Regions from separate parts of the Homo sapiens genome. Here all the other regions are linked to region 2. The links are chromatin loops, found by intact Hi-C in ENCODE. Cell type or tissue: PC-3. All regions are shown on one strand. Region 1 has its middle 76 kb from the start of LINC01080. Region 2 has its middle 28 kb from the start of LINC01038. Region 3 has its middle 20 kb from the start of LINC01080. Region 4 has its middle 64 kb from the start of LINC00382. Region 5 has its middle 110 kb from the start of LINC01068.

The links. Peaks named below come from ENCODE experiments on the same cell type or tissue, not always from the same donor. Only the 100,000 strongest peaks of a DNase experiment are listed, where the experiment ranks them.
Region 1: it touches region 2 in a loop (7-fold over the local background); 2 of 110 quality-filtered maps call a loop at or near these places.
Region 3: a loop joins it to region 2, with 9 times the contacts of the local background. A loop is called at or near these places in 9 of 110 quality-filtered maps.
Region 4: a loop joins it to region 2, with 4 times the contacts of the local background. A loop is called at or near these places in 13 of 110 quality-filtered maps.
Region 5: it touches region 2 in a loop (4-fold over the local background); 11 of 110 quality-filtered maps call a loop at or near these places.

Annotation. Positions count from the first base shown.
Region 1 is chr13:80,084,434-80,089,433 of GRCh38, reverse strand. No RefSeq gene overlaps it. Among named protein-coding and RNA genes, the nearest start is that of LINC01080, 76 kb to the right of the region's middle. In PC-3, no CTCF peak of the experiment used is centred here; a DNase peak (open chromatin) is centred at 2,923; H3K4me3 peaks cover 251 bases; H3K27ac peaks cover 3,412 bases.
Region 2 is chr13:79,773,663-79,778,662 of GRCh38, reverse strand. No RefSeq gene overlaps it. Among named protein-coding and RNA genes, the nearest start is that of LINC01038, 28 kb to the left of the region's middle. In PC-3, a CTCF peak has its summit at 2,685 (motif pointing left); a DNase peak (open chromatin) is centred at 2,682; H3K27ac peaks cover 833 bases.
Region 3 is chr13:80,028,371-80,033,370 of GRCh38, reverse strand. No RefSeq gene overlaps it. Among named protein-coding and RNA genes, the nearest start is that of LINC01080, 20 kb to the right of the region's middle. In PC-3, a CTCF peak has its summit at 2,669 (motif pointing left); a DNase peak (open chromatin) is centred at 2,680; H3K27ac peaks cover 2,000 bases.
Region 4 is chr13:79,934,433-79,939,432 of GRCh38, reverse strand. No RefSeq gene overlaps it. Among named protein-coding and RNA genes, the nearest start is that of LINC00382, 64 kb to the right of the region's middle. RefSeq lists an enhancer at 1,940-3,139. In PC-3, no CTCF peak of the experiment used is centred here; a DNase peak (open chromatin) is centred at 2,592; H3K27ac peaks cover 3,756 bases.
Region 5 is chr13:79,677,498-79,682,497 of GRCh38, reverse strand. No RefSeq gene overlaps it. Among named protein-coding and RNA genes, the nearest start is that of LINC01068, 110 kb to the right of the region's middle. In PC-3, CTCF peaks have their summits at 2,836 and 3,038 (motif pointing left); a DNase peak (open chromatin) is centred at 3,037.

The sequences.
Region 1 (5,000 bases), 310 kb before region 2:
CCACACATCTACAACCATCTGATCTTGGACAACTGGACAAAAACAAGCAATGGGGAAAGGATTTCCTATTTAATAAATGGTGCTAAGAAAACTGGTAGTCATGAGCAGGAAACTGAAACTGGAACCCCTCCTTACACCTTTTACAAAATTAACACAAGATGCATTAAAGACTCAAATGTAAAGCCCCAAACTATAAAAACCCTACAAGAAAACCTTGGCAATACCATTCAGGACATAGGCACGGGCAAAGATTTTATGATGAAATTGCCAAAAGCAATTGCAACAAAAGCTAAAATTGACAAATGGGATCTAATTAAACTGAAGAGTTTCTGCACAGCAAAAGAAACTATCATCAGAGTAAACAGGCAACCTACAGAATGGGAGAAAATTTTTACAATCTACCTCTTTGGCAAAGGTCTAATATCCAGAATTTACAAGGAACTTAAACAAATTTATAGGAATAAAACAACCCCATCGAAAAGTGGGCAAAGGATATAAGCAGACACTTCTCAAAAGAAGACATTTATGTGGCCAACAAACATATGAAAGAATGCTCAACATTACTGATTGTTAGAGAAATGCAAATCAGATCCCACAGTGAAATACCAGCTCACACTAGTCAGAATGGCGATTATTAAAAAGTCAAGAAACAACAGATACTGGTAAGGCTGTGGAAAAACAGGAACACTTTTACTTTCTTAGTGGGAATGTAAATTAGTGTAATCATTGTGGAAGACAGTGTGGCAATTTCTCAAGGATCTAGAACCAGAAATACCATTTGACCCAGAAATCCCATTACTGGTTACCCAAAGGAATAGAAATCATTCTATTATAAAGATATATGTACACGTATGTTTATTGCAACACTCTTCACAATAGCAAAGACATGGAACCAACCCAAATGCCCATCAATGATAGACTGGATAAAGAATATGTGGTAAAAGGCCGGGTGTGGTGGCTCACGCCTGTAATCCCAGCACTTTGGGAGGCTGAGGTGGGCTGATCACCTGAGGTCAGAAGTTCGAGACCAGCCTGGCCAACATGATGAAACCCCATCTCTACTAAAAATACAAAAATCAGCTGGGCGCAGTGGCAGGTGTCTGTTATCCCAGCTACTCGGGAGGCTGAGGGAAGAGAATCACTTGAACCCGGGAGGCGGAGGTTGCAGTGAGCCGAGATCATGCCATTGCACTCCAGCCTGGAAAACAGGAGTGAAACTCCATCTCAAAAAAAAAAAAAATGTGTTACGTATACACCATGGGATACTGTGCAGCCATAAAAAGGAATGAGATCATGTCCTTTGCAGGAACATGGATGGAACTGGAAGCCATCATCCTCAGCAAACTAGCACAGAAACAGGAAACCAAACACCACATGTTCTCAGTCATAAGTGGGAGGTGAACAATGAGAACACATGGACACAAGAAGGGGAACGACACACACTGGGGCCTGTCGGGGTGGGGATGAGGGGCAGGGGAGCATCAGGACAAATAGCTTATGCATAAGGGGCTTAAAACCTAGGTGACAAGTTGATAGGTCCAACAAACCATCGTGGCACACATATACCTATGTAACAAACCTGCATGTTCTGCACAAGTATCCCAGAACTTAAAGTAAAAACAAACAAACAAAAAACCTATAGAGAAAGTAATATATCACTATAATATTACTATTTTAAAAATCAGTTATAAAATAAGACATCTTTTGAAAGGGTTAATACATTTGATATTTCATTATTGAAGGCTTACTCTACACCCTGGCATTTTCTTGTAGGTGCTGGAAAAGATAGGCTGCAAAAGATAGGCTTGCACCATGAAGCTCTAACTCCATTAGAGAAGACACACATTTAGCCATCACAAGGTGGTATGGACACTTAAAGGTCTCCATTTACTTGATCAAAAAGTCTAGGAGAGGGGTCAGCAAACTAGACTTTCTTTCCATAAAAGGCTGGATAGTAAATATCGTAGGCTTTGGTGCCACATAGACTATGACAACTACTCAACTCTACCTTCATATTTTGAAAGCACTCATAGACAATGTTTAAACAATTGGCATGTTCCAATAAAACTTTATGGACACTGAGCTTTGAATTTCCTATACAGTTTCCCACCGAATAACAATGTTTGGGTCAAGAAGGGACTGTATTATACAACAGCGATCTCATAAGATTATAACGAAGTTCAAAAATTCTTATCACCCAGTGTTTACCATACTTTTAAAATTTATTTTATAGTCTATTCCTTCTACTTATTTTAAAAGTTAACTGTAAACAGTCCCAAGCAGGTCGTTCAGGAGAAGGTATTCCAGAGGAAGGCATAGTTATCATAGGAGATGACAGCTCCATGCGTATTATCGTCTCTGAAGGCCTTTAGTGGAGCAAGATGTAGAAGTGGAAGGCAGTCACAGTGATGATCCTGACCCTGGGCAGGCCTAGGCTAATGTATGTGTTTGTGTCATAGTTTTTAACAAAAGCCTTAAAAAGTTAAAAATAGAAAAACGCTTATAGAAAAGGGATATAAAGAATAAAACTATTCTTGTTCAGCAGTGCAATGTGTTTGCATTTTAAGCTAAGTGTTATTACAAAAGAATCAATAAGTTAAGATTAAAAAGTTTATAAAATAAAATAGTTATAGTAAGCTAAGGTCAATTATTATTGAAGAAAGAAAAATACTTTTGTATAAATTTAGTGTAGTTTCTGTATACAGTGTGTATAAAGTCTATCATAGTGTACAGTAATGTCCTAGGCCTTCACATTCGCTCACCACTCACTGACTCACCCAGAGCACCTTCCAGTTCTGCAAGCTCCATTCCCAGTAAGTGTCCTATATAGGTGTATTATCTTTTACCTTTTATGCTGTATTTTTACTGACCTCTCTTATGTTTAGATACATAAATACTTACTATATTATGGTTGCCTATAGTATTTAGTACAATAACATACTGTACAGGTTTGTAGTCTAGGTGTGTAGGAGGCTGTCCCATCTAAGTTTATGTAAGTACACACCCCAATGTTTGCTCAATGGTGAGATCACCTAATGATGCATTTCTCAGAATATATTCTTATCGTTAAGAGATGCATGACTGTACTTTGCGTATATCATAAAATCTTTTCCTTCTGATTCTTTTCAACCATTTAAAAATGTAAAAATCATGCTTTGCTGATAGTCACAGGGCATTAGAGAAGATCTAAGGAAAGAGCATCTAAACTGAGAGCTGGGGAGAAGTAAAATTAATCAAGGGCAAGTTTGGAGGAGGGGTGAATTAGAGCATACTCCTAGTTGAAGTTCCCTGAGGAGCAATAGAAAAATTTGCACAAAAGGCCAGCTGTGATGGCTCACACCTGTAATCCCAGCACTTTGGGAGGCAGAGGTGGGTGGATAGCTTGAGGTCAGGAGTTTGAGACCAGTGTGGTCAATGTGGCAAAACCCCGTCTCTGAAAATACAAAAATTAGCCAGGCGTGGTGGTACATGCCTGTAATTCCAGTTACTCGGGAGGCTGAAGCAGGAGAATTGCATGAACTTGGGAGGCAGAGGTTGCAGTGAGCTAAGATCATGCCACTGCACTCCAGCCTGAGGGACACAGCAAGACTCCGTATCAAAAAAAAAAAAAAAAAAAAAAGTTCACTCTGTTGAAGCTTTCTACCCTTAATAAAAGCAGTTCAGGATATACATAGCAAGGGGAAACTTTTTTGTAACTTTCAAATCACACAACACATGTGACCACCTAAGTTGACTACCAGGAAGACTGGACTGACTATATACGCTGAGTGTAATTTTCATTGTATTGCATTTGCCTGAAGGCCTGTGAAAGCCACAAATGATTACCTTATTTTCTTGCTACTTTGGCAAAGCAGATATATTAGTGCAGAAAATATGAGATCACAAGTGTGTGTTCATTTAACAATGCTTTGGCAATATAAGTTCCAGTTGTCCTTTAGCTCCATTGGTACAATTTTTTGTAACATTGGACAAGTCACTTTCCTTCCTTTACGTCTCCATTGGTACCCGCTAAGTAAAACCAATATCTACCATCAAGTCCACCATAGTTATCCTAAAGCACACAAAATATTCTGCCATGCATATCAAAAGAAAATCCTCAATTTTAGAGACACTAGATAAGTATGTATCTAAGAGTAAACATTCATATTGTACAAAGAATAAATTAATTCAAATTCTGATTTTAAAAAAATTCCTGGAGGATGGCTTGAGGCCAGGAGTTTGAGACCAGCATTGGCATCATGGTAAGACTCCCATCTCTACAAAAAAAAAAAAAAAAAAATTAGCCAGGCATGAGGGCATGTGCCTGTAGTCCTAGCTACACAGGAGGTTGAGGAAGGAGGATCACTTGATCCCAGGGGTATAAAGCTATAAGCTATCATCGAGCCACTGAATTCTAGCCTGGGCAACAGAGTGAGATCCTGTCTCTAAAAAATTAAATTAAATTAAAAAATTAAAAGTTACTGAGTGTGGTGTTGTATATTTGAAAATACGATATGGTTTTCACTATTTGGCTGCTCTCAAAACACGTGCATTTGGAAGCCATGGTTTTTTCAGTTTCTTTTTAAACTGATGTGGAAAATAAAGTAGATTAATAACATTCAATTTTAATCAATATCAAATTTGTTCCATGTGCTAAAATGCAAGATAATCTAGCAAAAAATAGTGAGCATGTATTTGGTGCTGGGTTCAATACTTGAGTGGAGATAAGGCAAAAAGATTTTCCTGCTAATCAAGCCAGCACTGTGTGCTTGCAATATTAATTTAACATAACCACAGTAACTAAAGTGTTAAGTGCTATCAAGGGTTTGAATCCACAAAGGTTAGTAAATAAATAAATAAAGCAGCCCTTCTGCTCATTAGGAAGCCATCCAAAGCCCGGAAGAGAGAATCAAGTTCCTAATTTATGAGTCAGCCACTTAAAAAAAAAAAAAAAAAAAAAAAAAAAAAAGAGTCAAAGCTAACACACTCATTCCAACAGCTTTTCCCATGCTGGTCTTTCT
Region 2 (5,000 bases):
TTCTAAACTGGAGGAAAGTTAGAGATTGTATCACAGCAAAACCGTTAAATTTGTTCCACTAATTTTCTTAGTGATTCATTCATTCAACAAGTACTTATTGAGAAACTATTACATACCAAACTCTGTTATGGTGTTGGCAAAACTGCAAACTACAAAGAGCAAAATAGTTAATAATGCTGCCCTCATAAAGCTTATATCTTAGAATTATCATTTCGCTCAATAATAAATACAACCGTGTTGAGACTGAAAAGATTGGCGATTTTTCTCTAACAAGGTATATGTAAGGTAAAATGCTGAAGTCTTATGATTAATCTGTGGAGAAAAGAGACATAAGAGACATGTGATGTAGTGCAGAGCTTAATTTGTTGGTGTTTATGGGGGTGTGTGTGTGTGTGTGTGTTTGGGTGGACAAGGGAGGAATTTTAAAATGTGGACTTCAGAAGACATCACAGAGAAGGAATTATTTTGGGGAGAGGTGACTGATCTTGGAGACACTCTATAGTTTTTTCATCCAAAATCACAGCATTGTCTAAAAAGAAAAATTGATTTTCAGAAACCCCTGGGACATTTCCTTTAGGGCCACATGGTTGCAGTTCACCCCACTCAAGGCAAAAGAGAACTGTATCAAGAAGATGCACTGAGTACAAGAAAGTAATAATGAGGACCAAGTCCACGGATAGACGAGGGGCTATTACCAAGGATGCATCTGGAATTTAATCGGTTAGTAAGCACTATTCCTGCTAAATATTGTTTGGTGCATGGATATAGACAAAGTATTACCCAATGACGATACAACCTGGATTTTAAAAAGTAGAAAGGTAGTCTCCTTTAAAAATGTAAGGTGTGACTTGTTACATTTTATACAAGTTTAGAGCAATAATAAAATAATCATTGGGACAAACCCTTATCTTTAAAGATAAGGATTAAAGGATTAAATACAGTATAGTGTATTTTCAAGTGGAAGGACAACAAGGAAGTTCTCTGTAGAAAAGGCCCATCTGTTTGAAGCACTTTCTTTTATTTCTTCACCTTTGCCTTGTATTAGGCTCTTTCCTCTGCATTCCCCTAAAAGTTATGTGATATTTTGTTTTTCAGCACATTCTCGTGGGGTTCTAATATTTTTGCCTAGTAATACAGATTGTAGCTGATTTGATTACACATAACATTTGCTTTTGTAGGTCAATGTCTATGGATCTGTTCTATGCCCTCATCCATCCACCCAGCACACTCAAAAAACAAATCCAAATAAACCAACAACAAATACCTAAAAGATCAACTGCAGACTAGTCCCAAAGGAGGAAATGAACCCTTTGATTTTAATCTTCGATAAATCCCAGTACAAAAGATGTTCCGTTGTTCATACTCAATTTTAATTTTAGCCATGTTATTTCAATATCAAAATATATTTTAAAAAATCAAAATTTATAAATTATTGCCAAGGTTATAGCATGAAAAAGCCATACCTCATTTTTCTAAAATTCTTTAACAGGCATCTATAGGATAGATACATCTATTCCAAACTATTTTTTAGCCATCTGTTTTGATTCAGTGAGTCTTGCTGTTGGCATGCGCTAAAACTTTAGTTCCAAATGTGATGCCATTTTTTTTTTCTCTTTCAAATTGGGTCAATGTAATAAAGGGAAATGACGTTTTCTTCACACAGTAGAAGTAGCCCAACTAAATACTGCACATAAAAATTCTCTTAGGAAATTAAATCAAATAAGTTGTTTTTGAGGAATGGCCAAAGGTCAATATTAAAAGCAGCTCGTCTTCTATCATATGTGGTACTTTAGGAGGTTTATAAAAGTCTAGTGAATAGAGAAGCAGCATTTTAAGTAATCTTCAGAATAAGGAAACACAAAGGCTGGGTCCAGTTGACTGAAATGGGGCTGATGCAATCCACTGTCTCCTCAATGGACTGAGCCACAAGTAATATAAACCATGAAGATAATTGGTGTGATTAGATTAGTCATGCCAAAGTGGAGTTTAGCAGTCACCTATAGACAGCCTGCTAAAGTCCATATTGTTTCAGTTCTCTCCCAATCTAGCAGACTGTTGGAAGGCATTATTAAACACAGGTGTTCCTCATCTAGGAAAACAGGTTAACAAAATTCCAAATTCTCAAAAAAGTTCCTATGAAATAATTCAAACTGGAGTAGAATTTTCCCTGCAAGTTCCCCTTAAAGTATAAACTGCTTTATGCAAGTAAGCATTGTTTGATTTGCAAAAACTTAAATTGTACTAAACATTTCTATGACACATTCATTGTGTAAAACAGATAGTACATGAATCAAAATCTCAACTTTTATTGAATGTTAAGCTCAGAGGAACTGATTTATTCTAGATTACTCTAAGTTCAAAAGCCCATTTTACACAAAATAATGGAGAGCAAAGGATAACCAATCTGACCACAGCAGTCACAAATCTTAAAGATTGAACTCTACCATCATCACATTGCAAACTTTTAAAATATAGAATGTTCAAGCCCCTACACCATTTTTAATCTATATAATGTTGACTGTAGTGTATGAATCCTTCAACAGTCACGATTCAAGTTTGACCTTTCACTTTCTTATCTAGAGAAAATTTCATTTTCAAGTATCCAAGAATATTTAAAGTATTTAAAGTATTTCAAGAGAACTTATGGCACATGTCACCCAAGCTCAACAGCTAACAGTTGCTGCCACCTATAGGCCCAATCTCAAGAGAAAGGGCTGGGGACATGAACAAAGGTTTGCATGTTTCAAAGGCAACAAAGCAAGTTTTTTCCTCATTAAAAATGAAGTTGGTATCCATAAACTTTTGATGCAACTCTCTGAAAAAATGAAATTAGATGTGACAAATTTCACTTGTTTCATCAATGACATGCTATTTAAACCACCTCATAAAGGGCAAGAACTTTAAAGCATCAGCCTTTCTACTCACAAAGCAACCAAAGGAAACAAAATGAAGCAAGTTAGCTAGGTCTTCAGTCACATCTAATTGTGATTTTCATGGCTATATAATCGATATGAAAATGAGTGACAAGGAGATACTGTCTTTTGCACCTACTAGCATGTATCACATGTGACAGTCAGGATTCCTTTAGATTCTCTCCCATCTGGAGATTTTGTGAACTCTTCCTTGTGTCAAATAAAGTAAAAAGAAGAAAAAAAGTGAATCCATATAAAAACTCAGAATTAGATCTCATCCTCGGGATTTCTTTTTTCAGTAAAATGAAGATAAAAATGACTACCTTAAAATTTCATCTTAAAAATTATATTTATGTATGTGTGTATATATATTCATTGAATATGTATATATATATACACTCAATGAATAGCATATAGCAAGTTATAAAAATGTTCATCCTGTTACACTCACTAATTTTGTAATATTCTACAAGTCATTTCATAATTGGACTTTTGTTTTTTCATTTGTAAAATGAAGAGCTTAGACTAAGTAGTTTCTAGATTCCTCCTACACTGAATATTCTAGCATAAGGCATTTGAGTTTGGCATTCTCTCTACCCACGCCAGTTGGACCCATTTCTGTATTTGGGCTAACCTTATGCTGCATGAATGGTTGGAGATCAAGTCCCTCCAGCCACATGTTCCCTCTATAAAAATATTTCAGGACACCAAATAATAGAAGAGAAAAAAGTTATAACTTTTCTTCATATGGCTGATGTCCATTTCAGTATTCTGAAATACAACTATCCCCCTTCTTATAAACTAAATATGGCCCCCCACCAAGAATTCATATGTTGAAGTCCTAACCCCTATTACCTCAGAATGGTACTGCCTTAGAGACAGGGTCTTCAAAGAGGTGATTAAGTCAAAATGAGGTTGTCGGGCGTGTGCCCTAATTCAATTCCTATAAGAAGAAGCAATCCGGACACAGAGAGACACAATGAGTGTGCTCACAAAGAGGAAAGACCACGTGAGGACACTGCAAAAAGATACCAGAAAAAGTATCTACAAGTCAAGAAAAGAGGCTTCAAAAGAATGTAACCCTGCTGACACCGTGATCTTGGATTTCAAGCCTCCAGAACTGTGAGAAAATAGATTTCTGTTGTTTAAGCCACCCAGCCTATGGTATTTTGTCACAGCAACCATAGCAAATTCATACACTCCTTGAACTAACTCTGAGAATTTTTCAACAGTTTGACCCTTGAACAACACTGGTTTGAACTGCAGGGATCAAGTTCAGTAAAAGTTACATGGACTGTCCTGACTCTCCTGTCTCCACTTTCATGTCCTCCCCCTCTTCCACCTCTGATACCCCTGAGACAGCAAAACCAACCCCTCCTCTTCCTCCTTTTCCTCAGCCTACTCAACATGAAAACAATGAGGATGAAGACCTTTAGGATAATCCACTTTCACTTAATGAATACTAAATATATTTTATCTTCCTTCCGATATTCTTAATAATATTTTTTCTCTTCTCTAGCTACTTTATTGTAAGAATACGGCATATAATACTTAGAGCATATAAAATATGTGCTAGTCGACTGTTTATGTTATCGGTAAGGCTTCCAGTCAACAGTAGACTACCAGTAGTTAGGTTTGGGGAGAGTTAAAGGTTATATGCAGATTTTCAATTGTAGGGAGGTCAGTACCCCTAACTTCTGCATTGCTCAAGAGTCAATGGTATTTATGCTCTCAGATTCCTTATATTTAAAATAGAGATAACAGTTTCTTTGAAAGTTATAAGATTAAAAACAATGATTTATATAAATAGCCTACTGTGCATCTAACACAATGCAGTGGCTCAAACATTAATCCTTTTCCTTACTTAGTCCTGCCTCTGCTGTTAAGTGAATAATCTTAGGAATGTAATTTCGCCTATGTTTTCTCTTCCAGTAGCCACCTAGTCTCTGTGTACATTTAATACGACAGAATATTTTTATAAATATTTATATGTAATATATTTTGTGAAACCATATACATTAAATGCAGTTATATTTAACAAAATGTATGTTTAAAATAAAAAATACATATGAAATCAAAACCATCTTA
Region 3 (5,000 bases), 250 kb before region 2:
TATCATATTGTGACTAGGATATAAAGTTATAGTAATGTTTTAAGTGTTGTGATTCTGAAGTTTTATATTTGAAATAAAAACATAGTAGTTAGTCCAAGAACTCTACATGTGAAGATTAGTATTGCAGAGTAGCCATTTAAAAATGTACATAGGCCAGGCACAGTGGCTCACACCTGTAATCCCAGCATGTTGGGAGGCCAATGCGGGCGGATCACTTGAGGTCAGTAGTTTGAGACCAGCCTGGCCAACATGGTGAAACCTCATCTCTACTAAAAATACAAAAATTAGCTGGGCATGGTGGCGCATGCCTGTAATACCAGCTACTCAGGAGGCTGAGGCAGGAGAATCACTTGAACCCAGGAGGTGGAGGCTGCAGTGAGCTGAGATCAAGCTGCTGCACTCCATCCTGGGTGACAGAGTGAGACCTTGTCTCAAAAAAGAAAAAAAAATGTACATATGTTTTTTAAAAATAAAATTTATTTTATTTCAAATATAAAAGAGTAATGATTGAATATAGAATTTTCTGAAAATTTGGAAAATTTGACTTAAAAACATTTACTCAGTCTCACTAGAAAGACAACAAATATTAATATTTTATTGCATTTTTAGTCTTTTAAGCATCTTCTATATAATTTTGATACATAAATTTTACTATAATTTTTTACAGTGCTTCTTTTACTAAATATTATGTTTTTCCATTATTAGAAATAACCATTAGTATATTTAATGTCTACATGCATAGACTGAATGTACCACAGTTTACTTGAATTTCTTTTTATGGCCAAGTGCTTTGTTTCCGCCTTTTCTCCATATTCTAAATAGCACTAAAATGAGCACATTTGTACACAAAAGTTTCCCTGTATTTAACATGATTTTCTTTGAATAGATTCTTGGATTTAAAATTACCTGTCTCAGACTTGGAAATTTAAGACCCCTTCTACACACTGTGAAATTATTTTCCAAAGAAGCTATAACGTTTTTCTTTCCTGCTAACAAAACACTATCTCCAGTATTGAATATCCTAAATTAATTTTTAATCTCTGCCAATTGGATAAGTAAAAATTTAGATCTTGTTTTAATGTGCATTTTGTTGTTTACTAATAAATTTTTTTCATGTTGGCTGATGAAATATATTTTCTCTTATATGCATTTGACTTTCAATTCTGTTCATTTTCAATTGAGATATTTACATTTATTTATGAAAAATATGAACACGCATTTCTGAGAATTAATAAAATAAAATAAAACCTAGAAACATAAAACATCTTAGCTGGTCTGGGAGAACCAAGTGTTATAGGTATAGAATAACTTATGCTTTCCAATTTTCACCTTTTGGAGCCCAGACAGTTCAGTATTGTGTTTGAGAAAGATAATTCCAAAGTAAAACAATCATAATATTAGGATAAATAACACCATTTAACCTAAATCTTTCCCAGGGTAAGTGCAACATCAAAGATGTGGCCCGTTTAAAGGCAATTGCCCTCAAATGGAAGATGTATGGTCAACATCAAAAAGTTTGGGTTCTTTCCTCAAGTGATCAACCTGCAAATGGGAAGGGGGCAACATGTTTAGTGGCAAACATGCTAAATAACTGCTTCACCATTTCCCAAGTATTTACAGACCACTGGAATGGACACATCTGCCAGTTCATAGTTAAGTAAAGCAAGTTTGACTCAAAGAAAGCAAGTTTGGTGATCTTTGTAGACTTTCAAATTTCCTTCATCTTGGAAAAAGTGATTGACAAAGGAAGTGTCAAAAAGGTCAATGAACTACCTGGATATAAACTGCATCTGGAAACCCCTTTTTTCAAGATTTATCCATTGGAGGAAGTGCTAGGTATTGGTTAACGGGACAGTTGATCTCCTAGGCTGTTGACGAAGGCCATAAATGTATGCTTATTATTCTTATTCTGTCAACATCTTTTGACATCTCTGTATGACTAATCATAGATCAGCCACAGAGAAATATAAAGTAAATGACTCCCTTTCCCTAAAGTTCAGAAACTCAAGATGCCTAGAAATTGAATTTCTTGACAGTTTAGTCCTTTTGCTGTTCTTTCTCAAGAAGTGTGGGATAATTGATGCTAAACAGACCTATAAATATTTGGTGTGTTTGTGTGTGTGTGTGTGTGTGTGTGTGTAAAATAAGACGCCATAGTGATGTTCTATATGACACTCTAATTTATATTAGAAAAAAATAACATATTTTAGAAAAAAGCAATTTTATCACGCACAAATTTAATGTCCATGTTTCTGTATCTATTTTGTTTGTATCAGTGGTATAATATTTCCCTTAGAAAGGTGAAACCTGTGCCTAATAAGAAGAAAACAATTACTTCATAAAAAATACAATGCCAGAACTCTGCTAACATTCAACTATCTATGTGTAGTATAGAAGTGTTTGTGTGTAGCTATCCTAACATTTCTATCCCCTTTTCCAGCATGACAAGCAGGAGGTAAACAAAAATTTAAAATAGAAACTCTGACTTCTCGTTTGGCCATCCCTTCTGCCAGCTCTCCTGTTTACTAGTAGTTTCTGGTCTCCAGAGAATCTGACCAGCATTGGTTTCCAAAAGCGTATACCTTTAAGGCAGCAGTTCTTCCCCAAAGGCAACTTTGCCCCCAGGGGCATTTGGCAAGATCTGGAAACAATTTTTTATGGTCTATGGGGTTGTGACTGGCACCTAGTGGGCAGAGGCCAGGAATGCTGCTTAACATCGTACAGTACACAGGACAGCCCACAACAACAGCATATCCAGCCCAAAATGTCAATAGTGATGAAGCTGAAAAACCCAGTGCATGAGCCACAGTGAGGACTCTGTGCAAAGACAAAACAAATGAAAGGAAAATCATTAGACAGTTGACCACTCCCCTGCCACAGTCTAGAAAACAATTCATTTGGGTGGGAAGGGAGACAGGATAAATAGTAGGAAGCAAATTGAACAGAGATAGCCTTGGAGTTCTGAGGTGAAGTGTCCTCCCTCCATCTCCTTCCTTGTCTCCCAGGTTGGGGTTTCAGAAAGAAAGAGGATAGTTTTGTGTTTTGTGCAGTCAGATAGGACCACAAGGAGATGATAATTGCTGTGCCTCAGCACGGAAGCAACAGGAAGGTATGGGTTAGCCAGGCCTGGTTAGGAACAAGTTTAGAGAATGCCATTTCTGAAAGGGACTTGTGGATGGGAACAAGAGATATCTCAGAGGCTACCTGTGTAAGCCAGTGACTGAGGATTAAATGGGATCCTACCTGAGTACCTAGGTACCTCTGTAATGCTCCTTGATCACGGATACAACCCTGGAAAAGGGGAGTTGACAAAATTGGCTTTCTCCTGGTCCCAGGTAAGGGAGGCTGAAACAAATTTGATTTATTAAGTGTATGGCTTGCATTTCAGAGACTATGGTCTGAGATTAGTGCATGCTGCAAGTAGAAGTTCTTATCTGAATTGTCCAAATAAATTTTAAATATATGTCTGTCTTAAATAACTCAACCAAAAGCAATTTTCTTTTTCATTTTGTTACATTTAATTAGAACAGGTATTAAACCTTCAACGTGATATTGGTGTTTGATTTTGTGATCCCTCCTCTTCCATCGCCAAAAGGATTTTATAATTCTACTCTGTTTTTTGTGTACCAGGGCCTAGTATCTTAACTGAAGACCATCTAGTGGGTTTAAAACCAGGACTGAGTATAAAATATCTGGTTCAAACACATTTCAAATATCAAATTGTTATAGTATTAAGGAAAACTTAGTTGTGAAAAAAGTCATTATCTAGTGTGACAAGCATAGCTTTTGAGTATTTGGTCTGGCTGGTCTTAAAAAATAATAAAAAAAGAAATGCAAGATTATGTAACAGCCTGTCACAGACACCTTTGTTAACTAAAGCCAGTATTATCTTTCAAGGGTGTCACAGTTCTATTGATTTGAGTCCTCACCCAGAAACCTAGGGAATTTACCCAACTGTTCATCAAGGATTCTGGACACCATTATCAAAGGAAAAGGACATGTGTTGACAGAGGAACACCTGCTGCCAGCCCGGCAACAATCCAATGTTTGTGCACCAACCCAAAGCAAGAGGAAGGCTTTGTTTCCACAGCACATCTACTTCACTGTCCGCTTTGGGGGCAAGCTGCTCCTGTGGGTGGGGTGGGTCTTGTCTCCCTCTTTTAGGTACCAATTTGTTTATTTGCTTTCTCTAAATCATTTTGTGAATCCTTTTCTCTCATTGGAGACTAGATGTTAAGAAGAAAACCTGGAAATTCTCTTCTTTCCTCAGTAAGGATAATTATTTATCAGGCAGTCCTTGTTACTATACTCACCTGCCATAAATACAGGTTGGCTTGGGGCTAACAGTGACATCTACTCTGGTTTCCTTCCAACAAACTTACATCAGGATCGGGTATCCTTCCCCAAAGTGTCACTGCTTAGGGCTAACTCTTTGATAATGCCCCTGTTTACTTCTTGAGGCACTGGGACATATTATATAAATTAAATGAGTAAAAACATTATCCTGTTATAAAGATATTTCTTGGAGTTCAGAAATAACAAATTTCAACAGAGCTCAAAGATACATAAAACCATTTCAAATCTACAGGTTAATCTCTTCTCCATCGATAGTATTTTGTCTTCCTACACAGCCTGGAATTGCTGGAAATGTGCCATGTTTTCTTCGCTCAGATTATATAGAAATTGCTTTACTGTTTCTTCTGGAAACTCATTCCCATCTTTGACATGTCAAAGTGAAAGAGATTAAAGTGATTCCTGATCTGCATAGAACTTTATCTAGCATTAGCCTTGGCCTTTACAGAAATTTTCTACCTAGTTGGAAGTCACCATTATTTTACAAGAGTGGTATCATCATAAAATGTCCTTTACAGAGGAAAAGAATGTTAGAAGGACCTTAAATAGACACTCAGGAGAAATATTACGACACAGAGGAGGAGATAATATTGAGCAGAGGCTTCACAATTGTCTTTGTAGTTCTGACAAGTTATTAAAGTTAAATA
Region 4 (5,000 bases), 160 kb before region 2:
TCCTTGAAGGGGTAATCTTGAGAGAAAATCCTGGCATTCTAGTCACTTCTTTCAAACATAGCCCTTACTTAAGAACCACAGTGAATTTATGTCTACGGTAAACATGAAAGCCTGTTATGGAACAGGCTTAGGGAAAACTCAAATCAACGTGATCATCATGAGTTTTGGACTTCAGCTGCTCCTAGCCAATGTTTCCAAATTTACGCTGAAACACCATTATAGATCATACAATTTTAGCCTGTTGACGTTTTCTTACCTCTTCTTTTCCCGTTACTTTGTTAAGAATGGAAGTCACTCTTCCTAACAAGAGAGAGAAAATCACCTTGCAAGAAATATAATAATTCAAAACTATTCATTGTAAAATAATTTGACTTTTGATGAGGTTGCAAAAGGCCTGAATTGAACAGATTTCTGACCAGCTCCCACTTTATCTGCTTTCATTAGAAAAAAATTTTTTCCTAATGTTGCTTTTTTATTAAATAGTTCCAAACATAAACTTTAAAACATAAGAATTAAAGAAATCTATATATTTCTAAATCTTCAAGATTTTATTAGTTTAGCAACATATTTGTATGGCTTATCCCCAATGTCTCAATCCAGTGGTGATAAAACTTCTGAAGTCCAAATTGCTTCACAATATGAGTATTTTTTACTCACTTGAAGTAAGCTTTTTTCTAATGCTTCAGGTAGAAAATAGGAACTACTTATAACTTGAGAACAGAAACCAATCTCCTAGTTGTCATTTAGTTCAACATTTTGAACTGATGTTTTTGCTAACTCACTAAATTGTAAGGTGTGAAAGTCACGGAATTTTTGTAAAAATTTTATATTTCTTTAATACTGTGAAAAGAAAACATGCCCAGTTTGCAAACCTCAATCAAGAAGCAAGTTATTTCCTTTAGATAATGCACTACGTATCAGCGCATAAGGGATCAACTCACAATATATAGTCCTGATGCATAATTCTGTATCCCCTAAGCCAGACAGCCAAAACACTTACTTACTCACAGAGAATAGCCAACACAAAAGCCCCTTTTTCCACTTCATGGGTAGGGCCTCATTATGTGCCTTCCTAAATATGGAGGGGAATTGAGGTCCCTACTTCCCTTTATAATGCTATTCAGTGCATTTGTCCAATAACTCATTGTCTCAGAAATTGTCTTGCTCACTTCCTATAGACATTCTCCTGTCTCCTCAGTGACACGTTCGTGGAGATAGACAGACATTCACAGTCGCCTCTTCTGGCTTCTCTGGCTCCACCTTGATGCATTCTTGCCTTATCCCAGACCAGGCCAGGCTCTTGCTCTGGATCTCAAAGGCCCAGGCCACATAAGGGCAGAGCAGCCACGTCAGAGCTGCTCCTGGCACCAAGAAAAATTATTTGCCCCGAGAGGCAAACACAGCCCCAGCAGTGTCCAGAGTATCAATCCCTCTCTTCTCTGTTATAAAAGGCCCTATTGTAGAAACACAAATCATTCAGAGATGGCATGTACAATGTCTAATCACTTAATAGCCACTGGGCACCTACTGGGTATGGGCCCCAAACTAGATACTGTCTGTAACCTATTCACTAGAGGGAGACAGGAAGGAATATGACACAGATTTATATTCATCTCCTGTTCTAGCCCAGTACACCATGGCCAACACACAGCCTTTGAACAAGTAGACAATTACAGCCATAATAGAGATGAGAATATTTTTATCTGTAAGTAGCAAGGTAGGGGATAGAACACAAGCTTGCTATTCACACTGACCTAATTTCGAATCCTGCTTCTATACTTAATCAACTGTGTGGCCTTGGGGAGCTTACTGAATCCCTCTGGGATTCTCTGGCCTTGTTTGCAAAAGGAAAATAATAATCTCTACACCATAAGTGCTGTGAAGAACAATGTAGAAGGTAGAAAGGCCGAAAGCTATGTGAGGTATACAGAGGACACAACAGTATTAATTCCCTTACCCATCTTTTGATTTCTAAATAACTGTCAAGACATTTTATATTCGATATCTTATTATTTGAACCTTATGCAAATCCTACTTGTATGTACTTTAATCTCAGAGATAGAATTTTAGGTCGTTGGATCTCTTTTTGTTTCCCTTTTGGAAATTTGATTGAAAAGATACACTTGTTTTCTCCAATTACCTTAGCTTTGCTCCTTGGCAAGTTTTACAAAACACCCGAAGCCATAAAAAGGGTTAATTTTATTCCAGTGTACCAGATGTCTTCAGCACCTTGACTTTAGTAATGTACTAAGAACAGTAAGTCTTTTTAATGAAAGTGAAAGGTATGCATTGTACTTAAATCTGGAGCTTTCTCCCCTGAAGAAACGCTGCCGCTGGGACTGCATCCCGCCATTTTAGACGGGGTGAGATATGTTTTTGCTTGCGTTTACCCTTCTGCAGTACATTTTCAAGCGACTGCAGTTGGTATCCAAGCAGTTAAAACTACATCAGCACTAATAGCTATGAGCTCATCTTGTATAAAGACATTTTTAGTTAAACACCACAATCTTGGGGGGAAAAACTTAGCGTGCTTAACCAGGCCAGCTTGGAATAGCTCACAATATGACGCATACCACAGGAAACAGAGTGGTATGAGGCACCTACAAAATATTTTTCAAACAAGTCATTGACGCTGTAAGCCCCATGCCTCAGCTTTAGGAAGTCACTTATTAAGAATCAACACCAGCCGTGCCAAGCTAAGCTTTTGCTCTTGGTGATTTTCCAATTGAATATTCAGGGCCCTGTCTCAGTCTTGTTTTCAGGGAAGTACATGCCTGGAATGTTAGCAAGCTATTTGCTGGAAAAAATGCCCACAACAGGCCTAATGTTGATCACATTAATGCGTTTGAGTGGGTATAGAGTGCAAATGATTGAAAATGCTTCCAGATCCCTGTTGCAGGGGACAAAGCAGGCTCTGTTCTCTGATCTGATGGTCATTTTTTTTCCAGTGGAGGATGTGGCGCAGGAAGAGGGAAGAGTGCCAATCTCTGTCTAATGGTTCCAAACAGGCCCTGGGCCTAGCTCTTTGGATGCTGATGAGTGGGAAATGAAACACAGATGGGTCAGATGGGTAAGGAGAAGGGGATTACAGGTCAGGCCAAAGAGTTGGAATAAATTAAGTGCTTATAAGGTACAGAATGGCACATTGTTTAAGTGAATGGACAGGGAAAAAACATTCCTGCATTGTTTGGTCCAGTGAGTGAACTCAACATTCCTCTTCCCAGACCAACCTAGGCCACAGAGATCCCCATCATCAGAATGTATATGAGCAACGAACCAAACTGTGGCCAAATGGTGCCTGAAATATTCTGCTATACCCCAAAGCAGCCAATTTTGTTTTATTACACAGGAGATGTAATTTATTGGGAGAAATGTTTGGGTTCATATGTCAGATCATAGAGAGTCAGATTTGGGGTTCCCTTGGGGATCCGAGGAGAAGGTGAGTAACCACAAATTAATACAGCAGGGAAATAAAGTGACAAAAGAAATGTTTCATTGTGCTTGAAATATTGAACCAATTTCCCCCTTTTTAGCCTTTTAAACCTTTGCTCACAAATCAAAGAGTAGCTCAACTTAAGAGAACTCAGCAGAAGCCTGTCATGCCCAGTAATGACAACAAAAAAGGTGAAGTCCAATGTATCCTTGGTTTTAAGTGTCTTCATGACACAGGGAAAGACAGTAAAAATGACTTTCTGAGGATGTTAGAAAATGATCGAAACTATTAGATAACTAAAAAAGAAAATGCTGATAATCATAATGGATCTGTCCATTTTGTGTTCTAGGTGTGTTAGAAAAAATCATGAAATCCCAAAGTGTATACAAACCTGATTATTCAGCATTAGGTAATTATAGGACAGGGTGGGTGAATTGTGTTTACTTGAAGGCACAAAACTAATAGAATGTTAAGGGCAGAAAGTGTTACATAAAGAAGAGCTAAAGTTGCAGTTGCCAAAAAAATTAGAAAGTTCTAAAGCTTGGAATTGATGGTTTGTTATTTTTTTCAGTATGACAGAAATTATTTTCAGAAGCTTATTTTCATACCAACCATGTTTCCATTTTATGGACTTGACCTTTACTGGAATATCCCACAGGCAAAACTGGAGACAGTGGTTGTCTGTAATCATCAGGGATGCTCATGCTTCAAGTATTAAGAGTGCCTGTTTATCAATTGGTGTGTTACAACTCCAGAGACTACAGGGAGATCATTTCAACTAATGAGTATAGAAAGTCTTGATGCAGCATATCTTTCAAAGGCTGGTAATTTTCACTGTTGTTAATTTTAGTAAATTGGTTCAGTGAGCAATATCAATTATATGTATATATCATCTTATTTTCTACAGTCTATGACTTCAAAACTAATAGCTGTATTACTTGTAATTTAAATATTTTATCTTTTCTCCTGACCTCCTCCCCTTCAAAACCTTTATTATGCTAATGCTCTGAGTCTTGAGAAGGGGATCCAGGAATAAATGACCAATTCTTTTTTTCTTTTAATTTTATTTTACTTTAAGTTCTGGGATACGTGTGCAGAACGTGCGGGTTACATAGGTATACATGTGCCATGGTGGTTTGCTCCACCTATCAAACCGTCATCTAGGTTTTAAGCCCTGCATGGATTAGGTATTTGTCCTAATGCTCTCCCTCCCCTTGCCCTCCACCCACTAAGAGGCCCCGGTGTGTGATGTTCCCCTCCCATGTGTTTTCATTGTTCTACTCCCACTTATGGGTGAGAACAGGCGGTATTTGGTTTTCTGTTCCTACGTTAGTTTGCTGAGAATGATGGCTTCCAGCTTCATCCATGTCCTGCAAGGACATAAACACATTCTTTTTTATGGCTACATAGTATTTGATATGTATATGTGCCACATTTTCTTTATCCAGAAATGACCAATTCTTAAAGCAAATTTGAGAAACAACCATAATACAAGCATCAATATTAAGAGTTTGAGGGCCAGGCCTGTAATCCCAGCACTTTGGGAGGCTGAAGCGGGTGGGAGGCT
Region 5 (5,000 bases), 96 kb after region 2:
TTCTCTCTCAAGATGCTCACCCTTGGAACCCAGTCACTATGTTGTAAGAAAACCCAGGCCTCATGGGGGCCCATGTGTATATGTTTGGCAATGGTCTCAATCATGGTCTCAGCCAACAGCCAGCACGAACCATCAGACATGTGGATAAGCAAACTTCAGATGATTCCAGCTTCCACACTTCAAGCTGCCCCAGCTGAGGCCAAGTTGGAGAGAAACAAACTATCACCAACAAGCCTGCCCAAAATGCAGATTAACAAACAAACAAAATGTCATTTTTTAAGCCATTCACAGTTTTGAAAAATAACTGATTTTGGAACTCATCACAAAAATTATTTTTCTTTCTCCCACACCAGGAACACAAATATCTCTGTCACAACCTACGTTTATAGGAACTATTGCCTACTTAGATGAAGAAAAATTAGACTTTTCTATGAGGGTCCCCTACCCTAGAAATTCATGAGGATCATCTACCCCACACAATCTCCCAACCCTTGCCACAGTTGAAAAGAGTAATTCTATTTTTGAAAACAATATGCTCCTTGAGTATAATTAAATGTAACATGATTTGGGTGAGGTTGGGACTGAGGCTCAAAAAGCCACAGTATGAGGTCAGTCTCACTCCACACACTGCAGTACCACAGTGCTTGTGTTCAAATGATCCTTCTTTTACTTAATAATGGCCCCAAAGCACAAGAGTAATGATGCTGGCAAATCGGATATGCCGAAGATAAGCCAGAGAGTGCTTCCTTTAAGTGAAAATGTGAAAGTTCTCATCTTCATAAAGAAAGAAAAAGAGATTGTATGCCGAGGTTGCTAAGATCTACAGTAAAATAAAATATTTTGATAGCGATAGAGACCACATTCACATAATTACCATATATTAAAATTGTCCTATTTTATCATTATTGTTAGTATTGTACTATGCCTAATTTATAAATTAAACTTTATCATAGGTATGTGCATATAGGAAAAAAAAAAACATAATATATATAAGGTTCAGTACTATCTGTGGTTTCAGACATCCCCTGGGGATCTTGGAATATATACCCTGCAGATAAGAGGGACTACTGTATAGATAAAAGTTATAGACGAAAGTGGAACAGGATAAAGAAGGTTGGGGTGGTAGGAAGAGCAGCTTGCAATTTGAAACAGGGTGCCCAGGGCTGGCCTCTATGGCAGGATAGCATTACAATAAGACTTGAGGGAAACAAGGCATTTCACCATACCTGGAATGTTGTGGTCACATGTGAGTAGAGTGCAGTGAGTGAAAGGTGAGCCATAAGAGGTGAGATCAGATTTGCAAAGACCTTTAGGTCTTCATAAAGACTTTGTCTTTGATTAGGAGTGAAATCAGGATCCCCTGTAAAATTTTCAGCCAAGGAGTGACAAGATCTGACAGCCAGAATCACTGGCTGCAATGTCAACAAATAGACTGTGGGGAGCAATGGTAGAGGCAGGGAGATCAATCCAAGGCAATCACAGTGATCCATGTAAGAGATGGTGGTAGTTTGTCAACAGTAGTAGCAGTGGGTAAGTGAAAAGCAATGACTCTGAGTATGTTTGGAAAAATATAAGAAGAAAAAAGTGCTTCTTTACTGATCCAAGAGAGAGATGAGCTGTGAGTGAGAGTTCTAAGGTGGTGGCAAAAGGCAATATAGAAAGCCCAAGGAGGACCAGTTCCACCATATAGGTGGTCTCAATGGAGCATGAAATGTGCAGTACCCCAGTAAAGCAAGCACCAGTGCAGCAAAGACCTGGAGCTGGTTGTCCCAGAACTCCACAGGGAACATTAGCAGAGAAACCAGGCACACACAGCTGTTGAAAATTCTTATCCTAAGCACTGTTTGCTAAAATTAATTATATAATTTGGAAGGTCTGGCATGATGCTGTCTGTCCTGAATTCTATATTAAAACTATTAATTCAGGTTCCCCAATGGCAAAACCTCAAAATTTCATTGAGTTAATTTTTGTAGCTTATATGTTTTAATTTCACTTTAGCCAAGCACATAAAAGTATAGAAAACAAAACATTAAAGACCAGGATAAACTGCAAAACAGAAATTGAAAACTTCAGAATACACATCAGCCCTGGTAAGCATGTTCCTTGTCACAGTCTAGCTTCCAGCTTCCATTTTTGGGGTCTCTTTCTTTAACCTTTAAAAGATGCAGTAGCAGCATTGGCTTAAAGTTGTAATATATTGAGATCTCCCCTTAGATGTGTGGCAGGTATTTACATTTGGGGAAATATTTTCATTTAATATCTATCTTATTAATAAGATGAGGTTGTAATCTCCATGAAGCTCTGTGGACTTGTACATTAATACAAAGATCTCCTGAGACAATGTATTCCCATGACACAGTTTTCCACTGTTTTGTTCTCTACCCAGCCAGAGAGGTAGTCAGAACCTTGTTTCTCCAAACATCTATGATTAAATAAAGAAGAAAAAATGGGGAGCTAGAAAAGAAGGGTAGACACCATATTTGTCTTACTGATTCCTTTTCCCTTCCCCAAGAAAAAAGAGCCAACTGACACTTTTCTCCTAAATCTCCAGCAACTGTCAGACTAAAATTGTTAATGTTCCAAAAAACTTGTTTTGATAGATGAAAACATTTCAAGAATACCTTTAAATTTTTGATAAATTTCACTTAAATGGATTATACCTAGAGGGGGAAAAATGGCTAAGTGGGTTTATTTCCATCTTTAGAATTAACATTCTCCAAACAGAGAATTTGTTTTCCATTTTTTCCTCCCTCCATAGTCGTGCAGTCATGCTTCTATATTAATATTTCTTTTCATAATATGTCTGTAATGCTTTCACCACTCTTTGGTATCTTCCTTGATACCACTGCTTCCCTCTTTACCCTGAAATCACAGGGGTAGTCCTAGATCTGACTTTTGTACCTATTCTTTCCCCTTCACTCTGCCTGCCAAATTAATCTTCCTAACACATTTTTGGTAGGTCACTACCCTGCTCTGAAACCTTCCATAATTCCCAAGTACCTACAAAACTAAGCCTAAAAGCTTTACGTAGCTGCCCCCTAGTGGCCATCTTCTGACTCACTGTCCTGGACTCAGTCCCTACAAGCTGCCGAGAATGTTTTCCATTCAAGGTGGAATGGCTTTTTATGTTCTAAAGGGAGGCAAGGGTGGGAAATTAAGAAGGTAGAAAGAAGCCTTTACTATCACAGCTATGGCAAAGAACACAAAAGGGGAATAATCTCGTGCTTCCAAGGAGGCATTTGTCTTACCAAGAGCTCCTGTAGAAAGAGCTCCACATGTTAAGAATACTCTTCTGCATTATTTCCACCTTTGATGACTACGCCAACAGTGGAATTTTCTGTACAAAGCATAAAAAAAAAACGCAATACCTGATTTACAACCTAGTTGGTCCCCTGACCTTATTTCCTAAAGGCACAATGTTGTAAATCAAGACTCCACTCTTGGACTAGACCATAACATAAAAATAGCAAAATTGATCAGAAAATACACTTTTAAAAACACAAAATTTGCCTTTACAAATATTAAGAATGTAAAACAAATATTTAATGTCACTTCTCAAATGTTCCTTTGGGGTATATTTTTCTTTCTGTGGTCTGGACAAGCTAAAGTGTCTTAAGTTGTAAGTGCAAAAGGGTTTTAACGTGAACTATTTTGGTCTCAGTCTCAGCTGAGGTCTTAATACAAGGAAATGCCAGTTACTCTGACATTCAAAAATATAATCCCATATCACTTAGGCAGAATTAGCAAAGGAAGTGGGTAAAAACCAGGTTGCACCATTGACCCCTCAAGCCTATTATAAGGTGTAAAAAGGTTAAATTTGAAGAGCCAAAAGGAATTGGAAATGAGAGAGAAGATTTCTTTGAAGACAGCTGTAGCTGTGTGGGGTCTCCACCCACCCACACTTTGAGAGTGGAGTGGGAGCATCAGGTTGTCTCCTAACTTAAAGCCTAATTAAAAGGGGTTTACAAAGATCACTTAGAGAGCTTGAAATGTGTCCCCTGAAGTTTGAAAAACAGAGTGGACCTGTGTATCTGACTCATACCTGAGTACTCTAAAAGACAAGGGTCTGGTTGGGGCACAGAGAACAAACCGTAGTTTGAAAAATAATCTCATTCTTTGGACAGAGAGTCTCAGATGTGCATTTCTCATACACTAAATGTGAGTCATGAGCAAGCAAGTGGAAGAGAAGTTATCTTAGATCCTGTGCAACAGAGCCTCTGGGAGGAGCAAAGAAACATCAAAGGAAAGATGCTGGAGGAACCGCTAGCATTCTTGGGAAATGACAACTGAATCCCAATGATCATGAAAGAGGATGCATGCACCCACACTGAAGAAACTGCATGTATAAGATCCAATGCAATGGCAGGGGACAGAGAGGATGTCTCCCAAGAACCCAAGTGCCCCTGAGATGCCACCATGGTCAAAGTAAACCTTTATCATGTCTGAGATGTTTAAGAACACTTCCTTCTGCCCTTCTACCTCTCCTTTCTCCCTTCAGTTAACTGTAGAAAAACCAATCCCGGGACAAAGGGAGAGGAGCAGAGGCACTAGGCATGGAAATACACAAGGTAGCCGTGCCCCTTAATCCCACTGCATTTGACTAGACATATTTCTGAACTTAGACATTTGGTGATTAAAAGCTACTAGGAGGATTTGTATTTTTGACAAAAAAAAAAAAAAGTTATGAGTCTACATTTTATTTGAAAACAGAAAAAAAATAACATTCCAATTGTATTAGGGTTCATGAATAGTAAAATACTGGTGGTAGGATACTTGTCATGTAATTTAATTACATTTTTGTGTTTCAAAAATTCCTTATTTTTCCATTTGAGTAAGATCTACATAATTCAAGAGTAAATACTTTATAGTTGCTTCTTGTTATTATTCCAGATATTTTATAACACAAGAATTTATCTACTGTAAAATTAAGGAAAAAATGCTAGTCAACTAAAACAGTTATTTTAATATATATCAATTATGAATAACTCACGCAATGAATC